Linked DNA regions of Homo sapiens: region 1 is linked to region 2. Evidence: chromatin contacts called from ENCODE Hi-C or POLR2A ChIA-PET data. All regions are on one chromosome and are shown on one strand. Each heading gives the region's core, a stretch centred on a gene start or an enhancer-like site at or near the end of the contact. The rest is flanking DNA. Distances are from core to core; before and after follow the strand shown. Region 1 has its middle 38 kb from the start of LINC01987. Region 2 has its middle 120 kb from the start of LINC01987.

Region 1 (5,077 bases), core at 752-3,251, 80 kb after region 2:
TCAGTTGGGTTCCTTCAACCTTTTGGCTATTTCGAATAGTTGCCATCACTGTTTCTTAAAATGTGACTGATGCTTTGTTGTCTGACTTCTCTGCTGGAACGGAAGTCTTCAGGGGGCTGGGGGTGGGAGGGGTTGGTTTTATTGCTGTCATATCCCTCAGGCTCATAGGTTGTAACAGGGAGCCCCCAGGGGATGCAGGTGGGCCGGTGAGAGGAGACACCCCCATCGTCATTGCAGAATGATCTCCTGCCCAGCACACCCCCTGCCGATCCTCCAGCAGCCCCATGCTAAGGAAATAACAGCCTCCCTACCCACCTCCCCCAGCCTTCCCCTCTGCTCTCTGCTCCCTAGAGTTCCTGGAATAAAGTCAAAGGAGACAGGAACAGGGCAGGTATCCACCTGCTCACTCTCTCCAATCAACTCTTTAGGGGCTTTTGCTATCAATGCAGCCCTGGAAGGGTATAGATCAATTCCCCTCACCTTTCCACCCTCCCACCCACCCATCCACCCACAGAAATCATTGCAGCTGGAAAACTGTTGGATGTGGAGAGTAAATCTGCAAATCTGAGTGATATGGACAAAAAGGCATTTGAAGTTCTTAGGAGGGGAATCGTGTAGCCTTGAGAGGCGTGAGGTAAAAATGGCTGTGGCTTGGACCCCGTTCCATGTGAGGAAGCCAGGGATCTTTTCTTTAGAAGTCTTGCTAATGTGGTATTTAAAAAAAAAAAATCAATGCCACATTGCCACGAATGGACGCATCTATTCCAGGTAGAGAAGGCTGTTGTCTGGGAAGCATACAGCAGCTATTATAAACACTGAAAGTCAGTTGTTTAGCCCCCATTCATGGGCACTCTCTGAGGACCAGGCACATGGGGCTTCTGAGAGCATAAGGGAGCTCTCCATTTAGGAGGAACCAGGTGATGAGCAAACAGGATCCATTGAGGCTCTGAGATAGACGCTTCCACCTGGCGTCCAACCCATCCCAAGAACTCTGATGAGCAAGTGCTTCCCATTTTGCAGAAAAGGAGACTGAGATTCAGAGTGGAGAAGTGAGCACCAAGCTCATTCAGCCCATTTTACAGACAAGGAGACTGACATTCAGAGTGGAGAAGTGAGCACCAAGCTCATTCAGCCCATTTTACAGACAAGGAGACTGACATTCAGAGTGGAGAAGTGAGCACCAAGCTCATTCAGCCCATTTTACAGACAAGGAGACTGACATTCAGAGTGGAGAAGTGAGCACCAAGCTCATTCAGCCCATTTTACAGACAAGGAGACTGACATTCAGAGTGGAGAAGTGAGTGCTCAGCCCACTCAGGTCTCCAGGGCCAGAGCAGCCAGAATGGGTGCCAAAAAAGAAAAAAGAAAAATTGAATAAGACCTACTATTTGATAGCACAATAGGGTGACTATAGCCAACAATAACTTAATTGTACATTTTAAAATAACTTAAAGAGTGTCATTGGATTGTTTGTCACTCAAAAGATAAATGCTTGAGGGGATGGATACCCCACTCTCCATGGCGTGTGTATTTCCTATTGCATGCCTGTATCAAACATCTCATGTACCCCACAAATATGCACACCAACCACGTACCCAGAAAAATTAAAAATATAAATAAGGCCAGGCATGGTGGCTCACGCCTGTAATCCCAACACTTTGGGAGGCAGAGGCAGGCGGATCATTTGAGGTCAGGAGTTCAAGATCAGCCTGGACAACATAGCGAAACCTCATCTCTACTAAAAACACAAAAAATTAGCTGGGTGTGGTGGCATGCACCTGTAGTTTCAGCTACTCGGGAGGATGAGGCACGAGAATCGCTGGAACCTAGGAGGCAGAGGCTGCAGTGAGCTGAGATCATGCCACTGCCCTCCAGCCTGGGAGACAGAGTGAGAAAAAATAAAAAATAAAAATAAACTTAAAAATAAAAGAAAATAAACCCTCCAAGAATTCTGAGCTCCGCCTACTACGCCATGTCCTCCCTGGAAGGAAGAGGCAAGATTTTCCCTTTCCAAGCCCTGAAACAGCTGCACTGACCACTCCCATTCCAGGGACCAGGGTCTGAGACATCTGGGTGGCTGTCTGCCAGGCAGACCCCGTAAAATGGGACAGCCCACCCTGCTCCTGCCACGTCAGGCCACTGGGATGGGAAGCTCTAAACAGCCCCCGCCCCCCCAGGCTGCAGCTCGAGGAGGAGCGAAGCCTCTTTCCTTGCACTAATTTGCAGTGCAGTGTGCTGTCTGCCTCGTGGGCACATGGAACGTATATAAATTACCCCGCCAGGACGATTAACTGTTTGTCCAGGCTAATTGTCAGTATTAAATCTCGCTCAGTCACAGTTTTAAAGCTTAATTTAAATTCTCTATCTTTAAGAAATCCATACTCCCTCCCACCACGGGAGAAAAAATAGATTTAATGGGTTTAGTCCATTTCCGTTTGTAGCAACCCAAGTTATAATTAGGCATGTGCAAAGCGGATGTTTCGGCGGGCGGTGAGCCTGCAGACCTGCTCCTCTCCTTCCCGGCAGGGCCGGTCCTGGTGGGGAGTGCCCTTGTCTTTGCTGCCCTAGATAAATTTCTGAATTAGGAGTTATTGCTCAGAGACCCCTGAGCCTCCATGGCAGCCCCTCCCGATTATGGCATTAATCTTGTCAATGTGCTTAAAGGTGGAGAAAGAATTCATCCTCAAAGGTGGAAGGCACAAGAAAGCAGCCAGGAAACCCCTCTGCCCAGGAGCCAAGAGCTCGGGGGAGCCATGGGATGCAGGCGGATGGGGGGGCTTCCCCTCATGTCTTCCTGAGACCACTGCCCCGCCAGATGCCCCCTTGCCCTGAAGGCTGATGCTGCCACTGCAGCTTATCAGGAGTGAGGACCCCTCCTTCCTCTCCTCTTTCTTTCTGTTCCCAGATACCCGCTTAGAAGCAGGTTGGAGCCAGGAAAATGCAGACAACTAAGGCATAGATGTAGAGGATGCAAACTGAACAAAGCTACTGAAAGCCCCCACACTCATCCCCCTTAATGTCCTAGGGGGAACTGAGACTCAGAGAGAGGCGTGACTTGCCCAAGGGCACACAGCTGGCCTGGGTTGCAGCTGAATCCCAGGGGACTTGGCACCCATTGCCTTGCTACACATTCATGACCAGGGTGAGGTGCAATTCCTTGTTCAAGGGACACGCTTGGAAGAGGAATCTTCATCGCCCTTCCTAATTCTATGCATCATCAACACCAGGGCACGTATGTTTACGCTCATTGTCCCTCACTGGGCTTGCCCCATGCAGAGGGTGGCCTGGGGGAGCAGAGATGGCAGGGAGGGCAGCTGGAAGTCCAGGTCAGAGAGAGGAGAGTGTGACCAGGGTGGCAGCAGGAGGCATGGAAAAGACGGATGCATGGAGAGGGGTGAAGAGCGTGGGAACCAGGGCTGGGGCTGCCCAGACCTGGGCACTGGGGAGGGCAAGGGAAGCGTCAGTGACAACTCCAGGGTCTGAACCTGCGGGGTGAGGAAGCAGGTGGTAGCAGTGACTGCCCGGGAGTCTGAGGAGGGGGCTGGTTAAGTGGGGAAGGTGAGCGTGATGCCAGGTGTGCTGGCTGCAGGGGACAGAAGGTGTGCAGGGCTCTCCCCGGGGCCCCTAGGCTCCTGAAAGGCGGTGCCCTAAGCATCGGCTCCATCTCGTTGTCCCTACCCCCGTCCCTACCCCCGTCACAGTGGCCGGCAAGGGCCCAACACTTAGCAATTGTCAAAGAATCGGCAGACGTGTCCAGTGGGAGCTGAGGCAGGGACAGGGACATCAGGCCCACGTGTTGAAGGCGTGGGCCTCCCACACCACTGCCCTCAGTGTTGTGTAACTCAAAAACCCATGTGTAACTTTTGACTCTCCTAAAACTTAACTACGAATAGCCTGCTGTTGACCAGAAGCCTTACTGAGAACAGTCAATGAACACATATTTTGTATGTCATTATGTGTATTTTATTTTGTAAGTTATATGTTACTGCATTCTTATGATAAAGTAAGCTGGAGAAAAGAAAATGTTATAAAGAAGATGATAAGGGACAGAAAACATATTTACTCATTAGGTGGAAGCGGATCATCATAAAGGTCTTCACCCTTCTTGTCTTTACATTGAGGAGGCTGAAGAGGAGGATGAGGAGGGGTAGGTCTTGCTGTCTCGCAGGTGGCAGAGATGGAAGGAAATCTGTGCATAAGTGGACCATGCAGTTCAAACCCATGTTGTTCAAGGGTCACCTGGAGTTGAGGAAGGTGCCGTCTTTCTCCCAAGGCCCAGGGTTTTCTTTGCAGAGAGCCTCGTGATTTAGCCCTCTGGAGAGGAGGGAAGCGAGGCCAAGCTTAGCAGTGTGTCATGGATGTGTTGTTTGGGCCCCAGGGCATGAGTCACCTGCCCTAGTTTTTTTTTTTTTTTTTTTTTTTTTTTTTTTTTTGTAAAGGTCCTGCTGTTGGGTGGATTCATATTTTCGGTATCAGCCTGGGAGATCCTGAGTGCAGGATGTGGTTCTGCCCCTCTGGTCCCTGTTCTGTTGTGTGCATTTGTGTACACGTGCACCCACCTCCCCTTCTTCAAGGTGCTTGCCCTTCCGCCACCCGATGCCCAACAGGGACCCAACTTAAGACACACACAATTATTTCTGCAGGTCCCTTGAGCTCAAAGTCACCCGAATGTGAGCTGGAGTGAATGCAACCAAGCAGTCCCAGCAACACAGACTGCCCTGCTGGATGCCAGCATGACTGGGAATTTCACTCCCCCACTGACGGGGGAGCCTGGGGGTGTTCATGTGTGTTTTCCTCGGTGGTGTGAAGAAAGTCATTTGGTCCTGTAACGGCTGCCCTGTCACGGTGGGAAGTTAGAAAACAAACTTGGCAATCACACCCACCTTGACTTCCCAACCCTGCGAGAGAGCTTCACAGCAGGACCAGGAGAACAGTTCTTGGGACCTTTCTCTTTCCACCTGTTTCATCTCACACTGCTGCCCCTGCTTCTGTGACCTGCAGCAGTCTGCAGGGTTTGAACCCTTGATCTGCCAGAAGCCCACCCCAGGGCTGGGACCAACTTGCTCTGCTGCCAGTC
Region 2 (5,624 bases), core at 57-2,556:
CCGTTGGGCTGTTTCTAGCTTTGTGCTGCTGTGAGTAATGATGCTATGAACATGTGTGGCCGTGTCTCCTTTCGAGTCTCTGTTTTCAGTTCTTTGGGGGTGATCCCTAGGCATGGCATTTCTGGTGACCTGCACAACGGGAGCTTCCATGGGGTGATGGGGTCCATGCCCAGGCTGGATGCTGGGAGAGAATGAGAGGAGAGGAATGGAGATGGCAAGGGTGCACAGCTCTTTTGAGAAGTTTTGCTGCCAAGGAAAGGGGAGATGTGGAGTGATTGCTCGAGGGAAAAACAGGGCAAAAGGGTTTAGTTTGGTTTTTGGGGACAGGAGAAGTGGCATGTGCTGTCATGCTGGTGAGAATTGTCCCACAGTGAGGGAATCACCCATGGCAGATGGAATGGGAGGGAGGGAGATCAGACAGTGACCCCACGGGTGGAACGGGAGGGAGAGAGATCAGATATTGGCCCCACGGGTGGAACGGGAGGGAGGGAGATCAGACACTGGCCCCACGGGTGGAACGGGAGCGAGGGAGATCAGACAGTGACCCCACGGGTGGAACGGGAGGGAGAGAGATCAGACACTGGCCCCACGGGTGGAACGGGAGGGAGGGAGATCAGACATTGGCCCCACGAGTGGAACGGGAGGTAGGGAGATCAGACATTGGCCCCACGGGGAGGTGGATGCTGGGGTGGGAGCTCCTCAGGGGCCCCTCTGCTGTCTTTGAACGGGTTCCCTCCCAGGGTTCAGACAACACCCCTGACCTTCTCCTGATCTGTTACGGACTGCAAGAGGATTAAGGACTGTGGGCAGGTCAGATATTGAGAAGGAGAGAGTTCCTGGTGGATTTAATTCTGTGAAAAACATGGCAGCAGGCCTGCAGTCAGACCGTGGGTCCTGTTCTTCTCCACTGTGAAGCTGGAACCTCCATAGGAGCAAAAGAAGTTGGAAGGGGGTGAGGAAGGAAGAGGGGCCATGTTGTGAAGAGTAAAAATAAAACAATAAGGCTGTCATCACTGGGGGGCTGTCAGCGCTCAGGCCACACCCCCTCAGCAAGTGACAAGGACAAACAGTTGCACGGTGCTTAACAAGTTTAAAAAATATATAATATTTTCACTCTGATAAAAGAAAAACTTCAGCCGAATTAAATTGAAAGGAGTTGAACTGAGCAATGAACAATTCGTGAATCAGGCAGCCTCCCGAGCCAGAGTGGGCTCAGAGACTCCAGGGCAGCCACGTGGTGGAGTAAGATTTATGGACAGAAAGAGGAAATCGACTACAGAAAGCGAAAGTGAGGTACAGAAACAGCTGGATTGGTTACAGGTTGGTGTTTGCCTTATTTGAACACCGTTCAGTCGGCCCCCTTTGATTGGCCAAAACTCAGTGACTGGCACAAGTGCAGGCTACAGTCTGTTGATGCCTCCGCTTGTTACATCGATAGTTCACGATGTACAGAAAAACCTTTAGGCCGAACTTAAAATATGTAAGGAGGCAGCTTTAGGCTAAACTTGATTTAACAACATGCATTTAGCTTTCTGAACTCAATGTTATTTCAACTGCTCTTCCCCAAGCTTCCAGATGGGACCGGAGTTTCGGGGATGTGGTTTGCCCAAGGATGCACACCAGAGGGTGGCTGAGCCTGGCGGGTCCCCGATCTGTGCCCCAGAGTGAGTGGCACCAGAGAGAGGATGCAGCCCTCAATGTTTCTGCACTTTGAGCTGATTGCTTTCCCATTTGACCCTAGAAGTTGGATATAAACATTGTCTTGTGTTTGATTTCCTTTGTTTGGGGAGGTCATAAAAAGGCCCCAACAGGATTCTATTAAAGCTTTTTCTTCCAAGTGAGTATCTAAGGCCAAGTTATAAAGCGTTGCAGGGGAAAAGCGAATATTTGCCTTGAAACCTCTTCCCTTGCCTTATAGAAAACCAGAAGAGAAAGAGCACTGAGCAGAGGAGAAGCATATTGCTTCCTTCCCTTGTCCACGTCCTCTGGGCCCCCAGTCCACGTGACTGTGGGGCCTGGGCGCCTGCCCCATCCTCCCTCCACCGAGAAGGGAGCTTCCAGTGTGTTAAGGGGGGCAGCACCGCAGTTCTGTTGTTTTCTTTCCACAGGCTTGGGGTTCACAAACTCAGAAGGGATTTGTCCCTGAGCATTTTTCTCCCTTGGTTTTTTAAGCCATTTGGGTTTCAAGGAAATTGAATCCATGTGTGTTTGGATTAATTGCTTAACTCCTAAAAACGTTGTTTTGTAACAGCAATTTGACATCCAAAAAGCTTGTTAAGTTACTTTCCATCCTTTTTCTGTGGTCCCAATCGGGGGAAATGGGAGATCCCTCCTGCACCAGCCCCATGCTTACAGCTGGAAAGGGCTAATGAGGAATTAGCGTGATGTTCAGTTTATCCCCAAATAAGGCGGGCTTGCAAACCCCACTCTGAAATCCAGGAAGCCTCCTGGGTCCTGCTGGGTTTCTGGGCTTTAGAGAATGTGGACACCTTCTGTGGTCTCGTGTTCAATTTGAGATTTCCTTTTCCCTGGGTCTCGTTTCCAGAGCTTGACTGATCCTCTGGTGGTTCAAATCGCAGTGGAGGAGATGTCAGGCCCCCGAAGGGATGCATGTCTCAGCAGTCAGGGCTCTTGAGGTCTAGGAGGTGCTGCTGAGGGAGGGAAGGTTCGTGTGCTCTGCTCTAGAAATTGTTCTGATGTTCAGGCGTGGTGACTGATGGGATGGCCCCGTATCATGAGTCAAAGAGGAAGAGTGCACCTTCTTGAATGGCCAGGTCCATCAGGAGGCTCCGGGGTTAATGTCATCCGGAAGAGAGGAGTGCTCTTAGGCTGGGCATTTACCCCTAGACCTCAGTTTTCCCATCTGTTAAACAGGAATAACCCCTGACCTCAGAGTTGTTCCACGAGCCGTTTCCTGGTGCCCCCGGACTTCATGTGAGCAGGCATCTGCATTGGCCCCAGTGGACGCTGAGGGTTTCCTCAAGTGGACCCTTTCCTCCTGGGGCCTTCCATTACCTTCCTTCTGCCTGATCTCATTCATCTACTCCCCACCTGGCCTCTGATACCTTCCCTGATGACTTCAGTCAGGCAGGCGGTCTTCTGCTTCCCTAGCGACCATCACAGACCACAGAGATTAGCAAGCACGTCAGTGTTTCCAGAAGGAGGGCGGTCACCCATTCTCCATATTCCTACCCCCTGCAGCACTCGGCAGAGGGCCAGGCACAGCAGCAGCTGTTCACTAAGTTCCCCTTGATTGATAAACTGCTCGGGGGTGTAGATGGGTGTGGCTGTGGGTGTGGTGGTGATGTTGGTGTTCCCACAGGTTCTGCTTTCAGACCCTAAGAATCCAAATGAACCCGCCTAATGACTTGGCGGAAGTTGGCTAGCTCCAAGGTCCAACATTATTTCATCTTCGTCTCAGCAACTTGACCAGGACTTCACTTCTAGCGGTGTAGGACCGATTGCCTGTAGAGGCTCACATATGTGACTTCATTGGCTGACAGGCACAAAGCAAGGTGTCTATACCCACAAAGCAAAGTGTCTATACCCCACTTCTGTGCTCCTTTATGGCATAAACGGCATGATCAAACGGTTATCCACCATAATATCTGCAGTGCAGCTCTGACACTAACCACCTGGAGTTGGTGCAGATGACGGATTGGGGGCTCTGTGCCCTACAGGAAGGCCCTCACTTTAGATGTTGGCTGCAAGTTCTGGCCCCCCCGGATACATGCACCTCTGACCAACTAGCTACAAATTCAGGAGTTTCCCTGACCTCCTGGCATTCAGCAATTCACAATGATGAACCACACAACTCAGGAAAGTGCTGTACTTAGGATTGCGGTGTCATTAGCAAGGATATAAATCAGAACCAGCTACTGGGAGAGGCACAGAGGGGGAGGTCTGGGAGGGTCCCAAATTCAGAGCTTCCATGTCCTCAAGACTATGCAAAGCCTCCCGGGGGACTGATGTGTGATTACGAACCAGGGACAGTCATCTGAGCTTCTGATGCTCAGAGGTTTTACTGGGGTTTCATGATGTAGGAGTGACTGATAGGACTTGATCTCCAGTCCCTTTCTTCTCCAGGAGGTGATGGAGAAGGGCCTCAGCCTGCTGTTCACATGGTCAGTCTTTCTGGCATGGGCTGTCCTAACCCTGAGTCCCCTCATTAGCAAAGACTTTGAGGGCTCACTGTGAATAACAAAGACTTGCCAAGGATTTGGGGGTGACTTCCCAGGAACAAAGGCCAGTCCAATTCTGTGTTATACAACAATTTGCTGGTGCTATCCAATGACGTGCTCTCACCAGCCCTTGCCATGGGATGCCGACTCTATGACTCTTACAAAGGATTCTCCCTGACCCAGCTGACGGAAGCTGCGTCCCAAGTGCTTTGCAGAGACAGCAGAAACCGTCCAGAGAGGCCCTTTCAATGGCCAAGTGAGTGCTTTGTTCTGAAGGAAGTTACAGCCCAAGTTCGCACGACTATCATGAAATCTTCAAAACATTTCATTTTTTAAGTCATGAGATTCCCCTGAGCCCTCCCTGTCCAAGTTGTGTGATGCTCACTTTCAGAAGGAAAGGAGCCAGGACAGAAACTCGAAACTCATTCCCCTTACACGAATGAGTCTTGTTTCGAGGGGGACTCCTCTCCATGGTGGGATTTTCAGCTCAGCTCAGCGTCCCTCACGCACCAGGCAATGCAGGTTCAGTAGGGATGCAGGCTTGAGCCCCACGGTGGAAGGCTTGCAGCCTCAGGTGCAGAGGGGTGAGGCTGGATCACGGATACTGAGCAAGAATTTCAGTTTGGGCTGGGAAGAGGTATATGCCCGGAGGGCACTGGGAACACAGAGCAGGTGCCCCTGGCTCAGACCAGGAGGGTTAGGGTCATCTTGGTGTCTTTAAGGGATCAGTGGGGGTGGCTAGATGATTGTGGGTAAGAAGACAGCATGAATAAGGCAGAGAGGAGCCAAACAGCAACCCCAGGCTGTTTGAAAATGTGGAAGTTTTGAGTGGGGCTTGAGGGCTTTATCAGAAGAAAGCTGGCCAGGCGCGGTGGCTCACACCTGTAATCCCAGCACTTTGGGAGACTGAGATGGGAGAACCACTTGAGTTCAGGAGTTTGAGACCAGCCTGGCCAGAATGGTGAAACCCTGTCTCTACTAAAAATACAACAAAATTTGCTGAGTGTGGTGGCGCACGCCTGTAATCCAGCTACTAGGGAGGCTAAGGCACAACAATCACTTGAACTTGGGAGGCGGAGGCTGCAGTGAGCCGAGATCGCACCATTGCACTCCAGCCTGGGCAACAGAGCAAGACTCTGTCTCAAAAATAAACAAATAAATAAGTAAAAAAAATAAATAAACAAATAAAGGAGATAGCCAAGGAGCTCAGATTGTCCTGTATAAAGTAGAGCCATCAACAGATGAATGGAGAAATAAATTGTGTTATACACACACAAGGGAATAACATTCAACCCTAAAAAAGGAATGAAGTACATATTGAGACAGGCCACAACATAGACAAACTTTGAGAACATTAGCTAAGTGAAAGAAGCCAGACACAAAAGACCACATAGTGTATAGTTCTATTTACATGAAACGTCCAGGATAGGCAAACGCACAGAG

What was found. A loop is a pair of places that touch in the nucleus more often than their neighbours do. ChIA-PET counts read pairs that join two places held with the same protein, here RNA polymerase II (POLR2A). Pooled maps may share reads with other maps.
Region 1: a map of naive thymus-derived CD4-positive, alpha-beta T cell shows a loop between it and region 2 (2.6-fold over the local background). The contact joins two enhancer-like sites. A Hi-C loop is called at or near these places in 6 of 168 maps with a recorded cell type or tissue (aorta, cardiac septum, heart left ventricle and 3 more) and 2 of 50 pooled maps. POLR2A ChIA-PET finds 5 or more read pairs at or near these places in 1 of 52 experiments (naive thymus-derived CD4-positive, alpha-beta T cell).

The regions. Positions count from the first base shown.
Region 1 is chr17:77,688,315-77,693,391 of GRCh38, forward strand. No RefSeq gene overlaps it. Among named protein-coding and RNA genes, the nearest start is that of LINC01987, 38 kb to the right of the region's middle. RefSeq lists enhancers at 2,254-3,133, 3,134-4,012. Within about 2 kb of position 2,002, at least 4 of the 41 ENCODE cell types and tissues checked have a DNase peak (open chromatin) inside an H3K27ac peak, as active enhancers do.
Region 2 is chr17:77,609,070-77,614,693 of GRCh38, forward strand. No RefSeq gene overlaps it. Among named protein-coding and RNA genes, the nearest start is that of LINC01987, 120 kb to the right of the region's middle. Within about 2 kb of position 1,307, at least 9 of the 41 ENCODE cell types and tissues checked have a DNase peak (open chromatin) inside an H3K27ac peak, as active enhancers do.